Regions from separate parts of the Homo sapiens genome. Here region 2 is linked to region 1. Evidence: read pairs that join two places in POLR2A ChIA-PET (ENCODE). Cell type or tissue: IMR-90. All regions are shown on one strand. Links, peaks and the distances in the headings refer to the core of each region. The heading gives the core; the rest is flanking DNA.

The links. Peaks named below come from ENCODE experiments on the same cell type or tissue, not always from the same donor. Only the 100,000 strongest peaks of a DNase experiment are listed, where the experiment ranks them.
Region 2: POLR2A ChIA-PET joins it to region 1 with 5 read pairs; 2 of 35 experiments call an interaction of 5 or more read pairs at or near these places.

What each region holds. Positions count from the first base shown.
Region 1 is chr2:147,825,555-147,833,898 of GRCh38, forward strand. No RefSeq gene overlaps it. Among named protein-coding and RNA genes, the nearest start is that of ACVR2A, 15 kb to the right of the region's middle. In IMR-90, for the core only: no CTCF peak of the experiment used is centred there; a DNase peak (open chromatin) is centred at 3,757.
Region 2 is chr2:147,424,671-147,433,014 of GRCh38, forward strand. No RefSeq gene overlaps it. Among named protein-coding and RNA genes, the nearest start is that of ACVR2A, 420 kb to the right of the region's middle. In IMR-90, for the core only: no CTCF peak of the experiment used is centred there; no DNase peak of the experiment used is centred there.

The DNA.
Region 1 (8,344 bases), core at 1,620-6,619:
GTATTTTTATATACTAGCAATGAAATTTCTAAAAATGAATTCAAAAAGACAATTCTATTTACAATAGCATAAAAAGAATAAATACTTAGAAATAAATTTAATGAAAGAAGTGCAGTGCTAAAAACTACAAAACATTGTCTAAAGAAATGAAAGAGGTTGGGCACGGTGGCTCATGCCTGTAATCCCAGCACTTTGGGAGGCCAAGGCGGGTGGATCACCTGAAGTCAGGAGTTCGAGAACAGCCTGACCAACATGGTGAAACCCCGTCTCTACTAAAAATACAAAAATTAGCTGGGTGTGGTGGTGCACCCCTGTAATCCCAGCTACTAGGGAGACTGAGGCACAAGAATCACTTGAACCCAGGAGGCGGAGGTTGCAGTGAGCTGAGATGGTGCCACTGCACTCCAGCCTGGGCAACAGAGTGAGACTCTGTTTAAAAAAAAAAAAAAGTTAAAATGGCAGTATTACCAAATTGATTCACAGATTGAGCATAATTTTTATCCAAACCCCAGCTAGCTTTTCTGCAGAAATTAATAACTTGATCTTAAAACTCACAAGGAGGCCAGGTGTGGTGGCTCATGTCTGTAACAGCACTTTGGAAGGCCAAGGCAGGTGGATCACCTGAGGTGAGGAATTCAAGACTAGCCTGGTCAATTTGGTGAAACCCTGTCTCTACTAAAAACAAAAATTAGCCAGGTGTGGTGGTGCGCACCTCTAATTCCAGCTACTCGGGAGGCTGAGGCAGGAGAACAGCTTGAACCTGGAAGGCAGAGGCTGCAGTTAGCCAAGATCACGCCACTGCACTCCAGCCTGGAGGACAGAGCAAGACTGTATCAAAAACAACAACAACAACAATAACAAAACTCACAAGAAAATGCAAAGGACTCCAAATTGCCAAAATGATCTTAAAAAACAGGAACCTACTTGGAGGCTCACACTTCCCGATTTGAAAACTTACTACAAAGCTACAGTGACAAAAATAGTGTAGTATAGGCATAGAGTTATTGGGAATCCAGAAATAAACCCTTACACTATCTTCAATTGATTTTAACAAGCTTGCCAAGACAACTCAATAAGGAAAGCTCAGTCTTTTCAACAGTTTTGAGACCACATGCAAAAGTATGAAGTTGGACCCCCACCTCATCCTGAGAGGTGACAGCGGGCTCGCTCTTGGCGCCTCCTCGGCCTCGGCGCCCACTCTGGCCGCGCTTGAGAAGCCCTTCAGCCCGCCGCTGCACTGTGGGAGCCCCTTCCTGGGATGGCCGAGGCTGGAGCCGGCTCCCTCAGCCTGCAGGGATGTGTGGAGGGAGAGGGACGGGCAGGAACCGGGGGTAAGCGCGGCGCTTGCGGGCCAGCCAGAGTTCCGGGTGGGCGTGGGCTTGGCGGGCCCGCACTCGGAGCGGCCGGCCGGCCCCGCAGGCCCCGGCAGTGAATGGCTTAGCACCCGGGCCAGCAGCGCGGAGGGTGCGCCGGGTCCCCCAGCAGTGCCGGCCCACCTGGCGCTGGGCTCGATTTCTCGCCGGGCCTTAGCTGCCTCCCTGTGGAGTAGGGCTCGGGACCTGCAGCCCGCCATGCCTGAGCCTCTCCCCTCTTCCGTGGGCTCCTGCGCGGCCTAAGCCTCCCTGAGGAGCACCGCCCCCTGCTCCACGGCGCCGGGTCCCATCCACAGCCCAAGGGCTGAGGAGTGCGGGCGCACCGCGCTGGACTGGCAGGCAGCTCCACCTGCGGCCGCAGCGCAGGATCAACTGGGTGAAGCCAGCTGGGCTCCTGAGTCTACTGGGGACTTGGAGAAACTTATACACCAATCAGCACTCTGTATCTAGCTCAAGGTTTGTGACCACACCAATCAGCACCCTGTGTCTAGCTCAAGGTTTGTGGATGCACCAATTGGCACTCTGTATCTAGCTAATCTGGTGGGGACTTGGAGAATCTTTATGTCTAGCTAAGGGATTGTGAATACACCCATTGGCACTCTGTATCTAGCTCAAGGTTTGTAAATGCACCAATCAGCACTCTGTGTCTAGCTCAGGGTTTGTAAATACACCAATCAGCACTCTGTATCTAGCTAATCTAGTGGGCATGTGGAGAACTTTTGTGTCTAGCTCAGGGATTGTAAATGCACCAATCAGCACCCTGTCAAAATGAACCATTCAGCTCTCTGTAAAACAGACCAATCGGCTCTCTGTAAAACAGACCAATCGGCTCTCTGTAAAATGGACCAATCAGCAGGATGTGAGTGGGACCAGATAAGACAATAAAAGTAGGCTGCCCCCCAGCCAGCAGTGGTAACTCGAGGGTTCTTTTCCCCACTGTGGAAGCATTTGTTTTTTTGCTCTTAGCAATAAATTTTGCTACTCCTTACTCTTTGGGTCCACACTGCCTTTTTGAGCTGTAATACTCACCACTAAGGTCTGCAGCTTCACTCCTGAGCCAGCGAGACCACAAACCCACCAGAAGGAAGAAACTCCGAACACATCCGAACATCAGAAGGAACAAACTCCGGATGTGCAGCCTTTAAGAACTATAACACTCACGGTGAGGGTCTGCGGCTTCATTCTTGAAGTCAGTGAGACAAGAACCCATCAATTCCAGACACAATACCATACAGAACAATTAATTCAAAATGCAGGAGAGACCTAAATGTAACATGTAAAATTATAAAACTCTTAGTAGAAAACACTGAGATAGAAAAAAATTAATAAAACGAATTTTATCAAAATTAAGACCCTAGCTGGGCGCAGTGGGTCATGCCTGTAATCCCAGCACTTTGGGAGGCCGAGGCAGGCAGATCACTTGAGGTCAGGAGTTTGAGACCAGGCTGGCCAACATAGTGAACCCCATCTCTACTAAAAATACAAAAATTAGCTGGGAGTGGTGGCACACACCTGCGATCCCACCCAAGGTCCTGAGGCAGGAGAATCACTCAAACTCGGGAGGCGGGATCACCTGAACAGTGAGCCATAATTGTGCCAATGCACTCCAGTCTCAGTGACAGAGCAAGACTCTGTCTCAAAAAAAAAAAAAATTTAAAACCCTAAGCACTTCAAAGGAATTCCACCAAGAAACTGAAAGTGACAGCCTACAGAATGTGAGAAAATATTTTTAAATCATATATATAAGGGATTACAACTCTTTTTTTCTTTGAGACGGAGTCTCGCTCTGTCGCGCAGGCTGGAGTGCAATGGCGTGACTTCGGCTCACTGCAAGCTCCGCCTCCTGGGTTCACGCCATTCTCCTGCCTCAGCCTCCTGAGTAGCTGGGACTACAGGCGCCCGCCACCACGCTCGGCTAATTTTTTGTATTTTTAGTAGAAACGGGGTTCCACCGTGTTAGCCAGGATGGTCTCCTGACCTCGTAATCTGCCCGCCTCAGCCTCCCAAAGTGCTGGGATTACAGGTGTGAGCCATGGCGCCTGGCTTATTACAACTCTTATAACTCAATAATAGAAGGACAAATAACCCGATTTAAAAATAGGGAAATTATTTGAAAAGACATTTTCCAAAGAAGATATTCAAATGGCCAATAAGTACAAGAAAAGATGCTAGACATCATTAATCATTAGGGAAATGCTAATCAAAACCACAATGAACTATCACTCCACACCAACTAGGATGGCTAAAATAAAAAAAAAAAGTTAGAAAATAACAAGTGTTGTTAAGGAGGTGGAAAAATTGGAACCCTCATATGCTGCTGATAGGATTGTAAAATGATGCAGTCCCTTTGGAAAATATCTTGGCAGTTCCTCAAAATGGTAACCATAGTTACCAAATGACTCAGCAATTCTACTCTTAGGGTCATACCCAAGAGAAATGAAAATAAATACTCACATGAAAACTTGAACATATATGTTCATAGTAGCATTATTCCTAACAGCCAAAATGTGGAAACAACCCAAATATCCATCATCTGATGAACAGACAAATAATATGTATACTATACATACAGTGGAATATTCTTCAGCATTAAAAAAATTAATTACTGATATATGCTACTTCCTGGATGAACCTTGAAAGCATTATGATACATAAAAATAGCCAGTCAAAAAACACCACATATTATTTGATTCTTTGTATATGAAGTGTCCAAAATAGACAAATCCATAGAGACAGAACATAAATTAATGGTTGTCAAGGGATGTAGGGGAAGTTAGGAGTGACTGCTAATGAGCATAGTGCTTCTTTTTGTGGTAATGAAAATGTTATAAAATTAGATAATACTAATAACTCCACAACTCTGAACAAACTAAAAACCACTGAATTGAACACTACAAAGGTGAATTTTATGGGATGTAAATTATATCTAAATAAAGTTGTTTTATAGTCACATATATAAAGCTGTTATATACGTATCATTGTATTTATTCATCCTACTGTTTATGGTTGTTTTTAGAATTTGGGTATTATAAATAAACCTTTATGGACACTTTTGTGCTTGTCATGGACATATGTACCCACTTATCTTGGATATAGAAATAAAATTGTATTTGCTGGGTCATAAGCTAAGCAACTATAGTAGACATGTTAGTAGAAAGTGAAGCAGCTTTCAAAAATACATGTATCAATTTATGTTTTTGCGAGCAACATGTGAGAATTTCAATTGATCTACCTTCTTGCCAACAATGGAATGGTCATTAAGATAAAATTTTCAGCTATTCTGGTGGATGTGCGTTAATGTCTCATTGTGGTTTCAGCGACCATTTTCACTCCTTACTTACGATATTACTTTTTCATATGTTTATGAGATATTTGCCTATTTTCTTTTGTGAATTGCTGGTTCAAGAATTTTGCCTGTTTTAAAAAATTCGTCTGAGGAATTCTTTATATACTCTCTTTAAACAGTGTCTTTGATCACAGAAGTTTTTCATTTTATTACAATTCACGCTTTCATCATTTTTTATGCTTAGGTGGTTTTGTGTTTTGTTTTGATTATCTTTAAGAAATCTTCACCAACCCTAAGCTCATGAGTATATTTGCCTGTGCTATCTTCTAGAAGATTTGTTGCTAAATATTTCTCATGGAGATCTATGATATATCAGAAATAGAATATCATTTTTACGTATGATGTGAGGTCGGGGACAAGTCTCATTTTTATCTCTAAGACTGTCCAGTTTATTCAACTATTTATAGAACATACCAACATTTCTTCACAACATTGCAATGGCACTTTTATCATAAAACAGGTGACTGTACACATGGTGGATATGTTTCTGGACTATCTGATTTGTTCCTTCAGTTTTTTTTTTTATTCTTGAGCCATTACCACACTGTTTTAATTACTATAGCTTTACAATAAGTCTTAACATCTGGATGTGAGCCCTCTTTGCTCTTTAAGATTATTTTGAGCATTTCAGACTCTAATTTGTGATTTCATATTTTAAAATTAGCTTGCCTATTTTTATCAATATATCTAAATTCTAGCATCACTGTATCCAATTGCCACCAAACTAAAAACAAAAGCACAACCTGTTATGCTTTTCATTAGCAATGCATTGAATCTAGAGATGAATGAAAGGGAATTGAAATCTTTATAACATTATCTATTTCATGAACATGGTATGCCTTTATTTATGTAGATCCTCTCTCATTTCATTCAGTAATATTTTGTAGCTTTCTGTGTAGAGGTATTTTATATCTTATATTAGTTTTACTCCTAGGTAACATATTTTTAGATGCTTCTGAAATTGGTGTTCTTTAAGCTTTCATTTTCTAATTGTTGCTAAATGTTGATATACAATTGCAAATTGACTTTTTATCAAGAGACTGCTAAATTCACTTTGTAATTCTAGCAGTTTATCTGTGGATTCTTTTGAATTTCCTACATGTTACAATTATGACATTTGTAAATAGTGAGAACAGTCTTATTTCTTCTTTTCTAATCCATATTTATTATAATACTAACACATCCAGCATAGTGTTGAATAAAAGCAATGATAGCAGGCATAATCTTTCCTTCCCAATTTAAGGGTGAAAACTCTCAATATATCATCATTAAGTCTGATGTTAGCTATAGTTTTATTTTGTTTTTATTTGTTTGTTTGTTTTGCAGATAGTGTTTATCAGATGAAGAAAGTTCCCTTCTAGTCCCAGTTTGTTAATAATTATATTTTTAAGTTACAATCAGGTGCTGAATTGCATTTAATAATTTTTCTGGATCTATTGAAACATATCTATTGAAATCAAGGGGCTTTTCTTGTTTATTATGTTAATACTGTTAATTACTTTTTTGATGTGAAATTAGCCATTTATTTTTAGAATAAACACAATTTGATCATGACATATTGCTTTATTAATATATCACTGGATTTTATTTGCAAATTTTTCTATTGGATTTTTCTGTCTCTTCATGAAAGTTATTTTCCTGTGATTTTTCTTTCTTGTATCAAGATTTTAGTATCAAGATTTTGTTAGATTTTGGTATCAAGGTTAAATTCTCTGGAAGAGTTTATGTAATAATAGCGTTATTTTTTCCTGTACTATTTGGAAGAATTCACAGGTGAAATCATGTACACTTGGAGTGTGTGTGTGTGTGTGTGTGTGTATGTGTGAGAGAGAAACGAACTGTGAAAAGTTTCTTATTAAATGTTTTAATTTATTTAATAGATACAGGATGATTTAGATTGTCCAGTCATCCTGTGTCCATTTTTCTAAGTTTTCTTTTTTAAGGAATTTTGCAATTTCATTGAAATATTCAAGTTTATTAGCAGTACATGTGACAATATTCTCTAGCCTTTAAAATATCTATAGGGTGATGTCACCTTTTAATTTCTAATACTGATAATATTAATTTTTTCTTGATTAGAGTTGCTAGGGCATTGCCAATTTTATTAATCATTTCAAACCACCAAGTTTTAAATACTTTCTTTATTTTATATTTTATTGATTCCTGTTTTTAACTTTATCATTTACTTCCTTTTGTTTTCTTGCATTTATTTTGCTGTTCCTTTTTTAGAATCTCAAAATGGAATCTGAGCATTGATTTTCAGCATTTATTCTTTACTAAATGCACTTATGACTATACATTTCCTGCTATGCATTTTAGCTGCAAGCACTAGTTTTTGTATACACATTTTTGCTAACATAACTCAAATATTTTCTAATTTCCATTGCAATCTCCACTTTGGTCCGTAAGTAATTTAAAAATGTATTGAAAATTTCCTAACACTGAGGATTTTTGCGTCCTTTTCTGTTAATAGTTTAATAGTTTTTAGCTTCAATCTATTGAGGTCAGAGAATATACTCTGTATGATTTAAGTGATTTGAAATCTACTGTTAGTTGCTCCAACTATACATAGTTGATTTTGAGCAATGTTCCATGAGAATTAGAAAAATGTTTACATTCTGCGGTTGTTAGGTATAGTGTTCTTCACCATCAATTACTAAAATAGGTATTAAAAAGATCTTCAACTATGGTTCTCTAATTTGTCTATTCTATATTTTATTTCTGTAATATCTTTCTTCCTGTATTTTAAGGCTATATTATTACCTTTAAATTTAAATTTAAAATTCTACTGATCCCTTTATCATCATGAAACTATTATTTTCTCTACTAATACCTTTTGCTTTAGAATCTGCCTGATATGAGTACAGCTGCACCATTTTCTTTTGGTTATATTTTTATGTTATGTCTTTCATACTATTACTTTCAACCTTCAAGAGTCCTTATATTTAAAATGTATATCTTATAAGCAGCATATTGTTGGGTATTATTTTTATTATTTACTCTGATCATCTTTGTCATTTAATTGGAGTATTAATACCACTAGTTTAATCCAAGTATTGACATATTTGGATTTATGGTACCATCTTACTATTTTCTCTATTTTACTGTTTTCTGTTTTTCTTTCTATTAGGTTAATCAAATGTTTATTATTCCATTTACTAGATTGTTAGTTATAGATTTATTATTTTATTGGTTACCCTAAAATAATAGATTCAAATATTAATCCTTGCTTATTACAGACTACCTTAAGTTAGTACATTTATTACTCCTTGAATAGTGCAAGGACCTTACAACACTCTAACTTCATCTATTCCTTGTTATGAATGGAATGTCCGTAATGAAATTTGTGTATTGAATCCCTAATCCCTAGCATAATAGTATTTGGAGGGGGGTGCTTCAGGATGAGCCCTATGATAGAATTAGTGCCCTAATAAGAAGATAAAGAGATCAGAGTCCTTGCTCACTTGCACACTCATGCACTCTCTCTCTGTCTCTTCCCATGCAAAGTCAAAGCCAGAAGGTGGCTGGCTGGCTGCAAGCCAGGAAGACAGCCCTCACCAGGAACTGAATCTTTTGGCACCTTGATCTTGGACTTCCCAGCCTCCAGAACTTCGAGAAATAAATG
Region 2 (8,344 bases), core at 2,031-7,030, 400 kb before region 1:
AATACTCTCAAGTTTCTTCTCCAGAGCGAAAATATCACAACAGGTTTAAACTCTCCTCATAGCAGATATATTTGATGTCTTTAACCATTTTTGTATCCACCAGCCAGACCCTCCTCAATTTCTTAGTAACTTCTAATAAATATGGAGCACCAAAAAATACACAGCTCTTCAACAAGATCTCAAGCAATGCCAAGTCAAAATAGGCAGATTACCCCATGGCTTCTGCATGTCTTACATCTATTAATACATCCTAGAATCATGTTTGCACTTTTAATAACAGCACTAGGCTGCTGACTCACATTCAGTCATGTCTACTTCCTTTGTATGTACATAATTATTCCCTGTCTTGTGTCAGCTTGGTTGGTTTTTATCCGTAATCTCAACCTGTTTAGCTTGGCCACTCTAAATTTTTAAGTTTATTGAATTGTTTTTCAGGTTTCCCTGTATCAATAACACTGCCAAAATGAGGACTTTGTTTTCTAACTTTCAAATAATCAAGCATAAGGGGAGTTGGGGAAAGTTCGATAATTTTTTTTTTTTTCAATTATTTGGGAGGCTCTCTGCTAGCTGTTTAGGGTGAAATAGACCTAGTTCCTGCTTCCTGATAGATCACAGTCTATCAGAGACAGATATCAATAAATAGTAAACAAACCCTATATGAGAGGTTCTATGATAGGAGAGGCAGACAGCAACCAGACAAAGGGGGACTGGGCACAGAGAGACTTATGGAGCTAGATGCTGTGGCTCCATGTTGCAGTGCCACCTGACCTCCAAAGAGAAGGGTACATAAGAGGGAAAGTCTAAAAGTCTGAGAAATTGTACAAATATGTAAATTAGCTCCTTTAATTCTCATGGCAACCCTGTAGGGCAAGTGTTATTATTCCAACTTTCTAGATCAGGAAACAGCAATTTAATAGGGTAGGCAACTTATCTGAGGTCACATACCTCCAGCTAATAAGTAACAGAACTGGATTTCCAGTCCAGGTCTATATGACTCCAAAGTCCGTGCATCAGAAGATGCTGCTTTTCAAACATTCCCCCATGTTTCTGATTTACTAACACAAATGTCGCATAGGAAGAAATCTAAAATTTCAGAAGTCCAGATAGTGTCTACTGCTTCCTCTTTACATGGCATTCAGTCAAATCGTGACATCAAACTGACTTCATACAAGCTCATCCCAAACTATTCTGGTAACTTCCTGATACTCTGAATTCAGGAAGTCAACTATCTGATGACTTGCTGGTTTTGTTTCCAGGTTTCAAAAATATAATAATCCATCCATAATTTTAAGGGCCAATATTTGTTCCAGTTTTTTTAAATGCATCATATTTTCCCATCTCAGGGACTTTTTTTTTTTACGTTTGCGGAGAATATTCTACAATTAATAACAGTGCAAAGCACTCAAGAATTTTAGCAGTAGCTTGAGTATCTATTTAGATGGTTCAGTGATCATAGTTTCCTGTCAAAAGCAGGTAGCTAATATTTAATATGTATTTAAATAGGAAAAGGAAACAATCCAGGAAATCAATGTAGTACATATAATTAATAAATGATGTCTGAAATTTTATGTTCAATTCCTGTTACTGTCATTCATCCAACAAACACAATGTTTAAGCTAGTTCCTGCAATACTAATAGGTCACTCTGAAAGGTCCTCAGAGTGAAAGTGCACCAACAGCAATAGCTTATCCCAATTCTATACTTGACAGGGCATTGGTTCTCCATCTGCTTGTTTCTCTGATTTCCTTTGGCTCCAAGGCTGATCCCATTACTAGTAGCATAAGCATATCTGGCTCCTAGAATTGCCTTAATAGATAATATTCTATTCTAATAGAGTCCTAGAAACACACTTTACCCTCCTCAAAATATACCAATATGAAATTTAATTTGGTATAACCACATTAGAAAAAATAATATTTACTAAAGCTTAACTTATACATGCCCTATAACCCAGCAACAGAAATGCCTACATATGTTCACCCAAAGAGATGCACCAGAATGTTTATAGTAGTGTTATTTGTAATGTACAAAAGTGGATACTATCCAAATGTCCAACTACAGTAGAATGACTAAGTTGTGCTGTAATCACACAGTGGAATACTTTATTGCAATGGCAATGAATAACTATATGTAACAATAGGGATGGATCTCACAAACCTACTGATGAGTGAAAGAAGCTAGATACAAAAGAGTACATATCGTGTGAATCTATTTATGTAAAGAACAAAAAGAGGCAAAATTATTTTTTTCTTTGGGAAGTCTGGAAAATTGTTACCCTTAAAGAGGAGTAGAAACAGGAAGGAGTTACAAAGAGAGCTTCTAAGATGCTAGTTAATCTAAGATGCATTATTAATTGGGATGTTGGTTAATCAAATGCATGCACTTTTGTGAAAATTAATTGACTTACTTTTCTATACATATATTATTCTTCAATAAAAGTTTTTAAAGCCCCTAAAGACTTGAAATGTTAGCTAATTTTGAGAGTATATAATGTCACATGTGGGAGAGAAAAATTTTAAGCAAGGCTCTACATTCCAAACAGTATGAACATAAATGTCTATTTCAAGATTGACAGGGATTTCAGAACTCAAGACATTTTCATGCCTCCCTATATGTTGCCCTTAGTCTTTTTTCTGGCTGTACCTCCTTATTTACTTCCTCTGAACATAAGTAATGTTCCACTTCTGCTCAGAGACTACCCCACACTTGAAGGACATTCCCTGGCCTGTAAGCTTCGAGAAACCAAGGCACCAGTCTCCAAATATTATTCTTCTGGCTCTAAATGTCCTGCCCTGGTCATGCAATCACCCTTTCTTTCCAGGGCATTCTGAGGAATCATCCCCACAATGGCCTTTCTCTCTTTGACGTCTTTAGTTTGCCTAACTCATATCTTACTGTGGCAATTAAGAGTGGGGAAGCTAAGCTGTTTCACATATTGTACTAAATTCACCCAAAGGCTCACTTGACTTAGATGGCAGATAATACATTGTTTTTTTTTTTTCACCATTTCCCAGTAAGGTCACCTCCCCTTCACAGCTCATTTACAGAATTGACCTTCCTGGGCCTCCAAAGTAGCCAAATTACACCTGCCTCATGTCACCAGCCCCTTCCACATTTCCAGTCCTCTTTGGTAAATCATTCAGAAGCCCTTCAGCAAGCTGCTTATCTAGAGTGATATGAGGACACTTTTACAATATTAAAAATAGTTTAAATGTATGTTAAGAGAAGCCAACATAACTTCACATGGGAAAGAAGAGAAGGAATCTAACATTTAGCAAGCACCTACTATGGGCAGAACATTATGTTCAGTACTTTGCCGTATGAGATCTTGTTTAAGCCTTATACAAACTTATAGCAAGGATATTATAATCTCCCTTTTGCAGATGAGAAAATAGAGCCTTGGAGTTTACGCATATTGCCCCAAATCACACATGTAAGCCAAGTATCAGCAAATTTTACGTAAAGATTCAATAAATAATTTAGGCTTTGTGAGTCACACAAGGTCTCTGTCACATATTTGTCTTTATTTCTTTGGTGGTTTGTAGGCTGGTTTTTACAACCCTTTAAAAATGTAAAAACTGTTCTTAACTCCTTGATTGGATTTGGCCCAATGTTGGTAGTTTATAGACCATTTAAAGATCCCTGTCTCAAGAGGCTGGGGAGAAATATGTAACAAAACACAGGCTCTAGACTTAGTCTGAGTTTAAATCCTAATTCCACCACTTACTCATGAGCATTTAAGAAGAATTTACAAAGTGCCAGGCAACATTCCAGGTGTTTCACATGTATTCATTTATTTAATCCTCACAACAACTCCATGAGGTAGGTCCTATTTTTCTCCCCTTCTACAGAGAAGGAAACAGAGGCCCAGAGTGATTACGTAACATCCAGATTTACACACAGCAAGTAAGCAGTGGAGCCCAGCCATATGGCTACAAAGCTCATGCTTTTAATGATCATGTTAATATTATCAGTCAATCATAAACTACCTGATCAGGACAAGTAAATAGATTAAACTTATACCTCCCCCCCCACAAAAAAAAAGGGTTTTTAAGTGATTTTCACTGATCTTATTAGTCTTGCAAGAAAAAGACTTAGCAACTGAGACTGTTGCAACTTGGAGTAAAGCATCTAGACTCTAGAAGATGCCACCAATGCAAGATTCTACAGGTGTGTCAGGATGCAACGCAGAACCCAGGCAGGGTAATTGTTCCAAGGCAAAAGGATACACTAGATTTGCATCCAATTAATCAAGGTCAAAGAAGTCCAAGGTGTGAGCTGGGACTCAAGGTATGAACAGGTGGAGAATCAGGCAGGGAACAATTGGTAGGCAACCAAATGGGCAAGCAACTGGTATTGGGACCTGTAGCTAAAACATCAGGGTGCCTGGTGGAGGGACTAAGCCCTAGAAATTTGAGATCCCCCATGTCTTCCCTGAGTGAACAGCAGGACTGACTCAGTGCTGAGCAGGGTGAGTAAGGATAGCTCTTCGGCCTTGTGTCTGCATCACACCCAGGGGTAAAAGTCTAGGTCAGTTAAGTTCACCTAGTGGAGTTAAAGATCTATAGAGACAGGCACCCAGAAAGACCCTTAAAATACATAAATCTTCAGTTCTTCAAAATCCAAAATAACAAATATTGCTATTTATTATTCTTGTAATTAGTCATCTGTGGTTCTTTATCAACCAAGGATAAGAAATACAAAGATTTTTAAAAAGAAAGGAAACTTTGTGGTCTTGTGTGGTGATGAGTTGTATGGCCTACCAGAGCCTGTGTGATCCACCCCCTAACTTCCCCACATCCTGAGACCCTTTGTGCCGGCTGTCTTCTTTCCTCAAAATGCTCACTGCTGCCCCCATCTTTATAATTTTTACAATAAGCTTAAATCTTCCACATTTTATTTTATTTTTTTTTTCCCTTGGGCACACATCACAATGTTTTAGCTGTTTCTTTGCTTGTTTTAGATTGCTTGATTCTTGCCTGTGTCCCTCACTAGACTGTAAGCTCCATGACAGCAGAGATCCATCTGCTTGGTTCACTGCAGTAACTCCACCCAGCATTTAGCACAGTACTTGGCTCAATACATTTGCCCTTGATAATTATCCTTTATGAATAAATTTATATTGGCAGAGCATTGAAATGGTCTAAATATTATTTCTCCCACCAGACTGAACAAAATTTCCCTGAAGTCAAGAAATATGTACTACAAATTATCTGTCAGTCTTATGTAACAATACCAAGAAAATCATAAGGCCTGGGATAAATAGAGTGTCATCACGTTATTTATACCAAAATATGCCCACAAGGTCCCTGGGACAGAGAAGGGACTATATAAATAACAAAAAGATTTCGCTGGTAAACAAATAGCAAGAATACTTCTGCCTTTCACACAGTAAACATTATGCTTCTTTCTTTTGCTTGCTGATGAAAAAAATTTACCAAAGCAATCAGTCCTGTTTTTCCCCTTCTATTTTTTGATTTGAGATGGCTGAAACTTACCAAGTAAACTACCTGGCATCACTGTAGTACTCAAAGTCCATGGTGTCTCTCACCACTCAAAAAGCAAGGGCATCTTTGGCATTGCAAATGCACATAAAGTAATCAATATAGAAAAAGAACAAATTAATTGAAAGTTATGTAATCTTATACCCTGAAAAGAACTTGATTAAATCTCCATCCTTTGTAGCGATTTCTAATCTAGGATCCTGCAGGTGTTTACAATCTTTTGTGAGTTGACCTCAGGTGACCCAAGGATAGTTTTAATTGCTTAGCAAATGTACTTTTACGAACAAGATAAAGATATTGTGAATGCATATAAACTACCTTTGAAATACAGCGAGCCTTTCAAGATGGGATTTTTTAGTTAGCTTGCTACTCTTTCTTTAGAGTCTAATTGATTTTCTTGACATCTCTTTAGCCTGGCAAACTGCCTGCCTAAGTACTTTATCTGACCTTCAGGCTGCTTGCCAGGTATTGATCCAATACCTACAATGGCTGTGTTGTACCAGCTCTTCTAACTTTGATAAGGGCTAATGTACTAGCGCCAGGCAGACAGGAAGTCAATGGTCTCAAAATTTCTCTCATCCTCTTCTATCTTCTAGCTTCCTCTCTTCTTATGCAAGAATTTCAAGTTCTATCAAGATCAGATCAGATGGACATTTGGGCCCAATTTATCTTCTAGGAATTTTTAAAAATGCATCTTAGAAGAGTTCTCTCCAGGCAACAATAAATGAAAATGTTGAGAAATATTTGATTTCTTGTTGAAGTTAAAATAATATTGTTACCTGATGGCTTTCCTTTTTGAGGAAAAGTAAAACTAAATATGACTTATGGGGATGCTTGGAGAGGATGTAGACAACATACATTGTGTCATAGTGAAGAGAAACCAGGTTAGCAATGGGTCTTGAAAATCATGTCATAAGTAAAAAAATGAAAAGAAATGAGTTTTTTTGTTCATGGGAAGAATAGTATACTTGGGAAGACAAATGTGATAGCACTTTGATATTAATATCTGTGAGTTTAATATAAGTATTAATTTGTAGACAGAGCTCAGGTGTTTCATAGCTTGTCTTGACAATAAATTTTAGAAAAGCATTTTCATTGGACCAATGGCCCTGGGCAAACTAGGGAGAACCTCTCCAATAAGAACCCCTGATGACTCAGCCCAGGATGAAATCCTTAACTATGGAAAAAAACGAAGGACCTGTAAGCAGAGTCATTGAGATAAGTCCTTTGGTAAACAGAGAACCTTATTGCGAATATAATTTGTGTTTCAAGGATAACTCGAAATAGATAAGAGTGACTTCCATGGAACAAAAATGTTACTGATGTGCTTTGTCCTCTGTCATCTAACTTCAAAAAAAGAAAAGAAATGGAAGGATTTAGAGACTTCATAATACCTCTGTATGGAGCAAAATGGTGATGACTGATACTACTTTATCTGATCTAGGTTCTTTTGTAGTTTGGAACAGAGAGAGAGAAATTCATACTTAAAAGCAATTCATAAATTAAAATAAATAAACAAAAATGCACATTGCTCCACATAGGCACTTCAGGCCATCTACATACCCAGGCAGCTGAGTGGAGCCAGGGATGGGAAAGGGGCAGAAGATCCCACAGAGCTGGCACAGGTGGGAGAAATGCAAAGGGTTCTGCCGGTTTGGCTGTGGGTAGGTGGAAGAGGTATGGAGGATTTCACAGGACCAGTGTGCCTAAACCCAAGGAAGCTGTGCTGAGAAAGGAGCTGCCTGGGTTATTTTAATCTCCACCTATACTCATCATAAGCCATTGAAATTTAGAGTAATTCCTCCTTGCATCAGTTAGGTTCCCCCACCCAAACAGTATTGCAGGTAGATATGTAGAATAGACTTTTCTGTTGCTCTTAAAACCATGTTAGCTTTTTGCATCTCAAATACTAGCAAACTGGGGCACACATCGTCAACCCAGTAGGAGAGGCAAGGGGAACGTCTAAGAAGAGAAGCAATATTTAAGTGAAAGCAGAAGAGTGGTAAACAATGTGAAGGCCCAGAAATGCCTTTAGATAATTATACACACAGTGCTGGCTTGGGAGCCAGATATCGACAGACTTTGGGACAAGAAAACTTTGGCCAAATCTATGGCCTCTGAGGAGAAAATGTTGAATAGAGAAGTCATGAGTGAAAGGTGATGATGGCTCCAGATTGTTTTGTGAATTATCAGTTAAATCAGTCCTGCTATTGGGATCACAATAGTGTTTGTCTCCAACAGCTGGAGGGCAAAGGGCCTTGAAAACAAGGGGAGGAAATCCACTGAAGTTTGGCACGAAAAAATAGTTCAGGCAAGTACACCTGGGGAATAAAAATTGCAAAGTGATAAAAGGTCTGAAAATACACTTTTGCTAGGAAGGCAGGAAAGGGTAGCCAATGGGACAGGAAAGTGTGCATGGCAGAGCACCAAAATGCTCTTGCTGCAAGCCATGTGGGTCCAACAGACACGCAAGGACTTCATTTGCTTTCTCTATGAAGGATCCATGGGATCTGGATTAAGGTGCAATAGTTGGGTTTGCATCTTTTAAAAAGGGACAAGAAAAGCAGAAAAAGAAGTAGAAGAAATTCAGTAAATGATAAATAAGCAAAGGTGATAGGAGTCCCCTTCCGACATAAATAAATAAGTAAATAAATAAAAGGATTGTCAAGTCTCAGTCAATACAGGGAAAGGGAAAGTGTGGTTCAAAAGCCAAATCATAAAAATCGGGAAAGAATTTAAAATATTGTATATATGAAGCTACCTCTCCAGGGAGTACAAAAATCATCTCATCTGTTTGATCCTTAGTTTCCCCAATTGTAAAAGGAAGGTTGGTAAGGCCT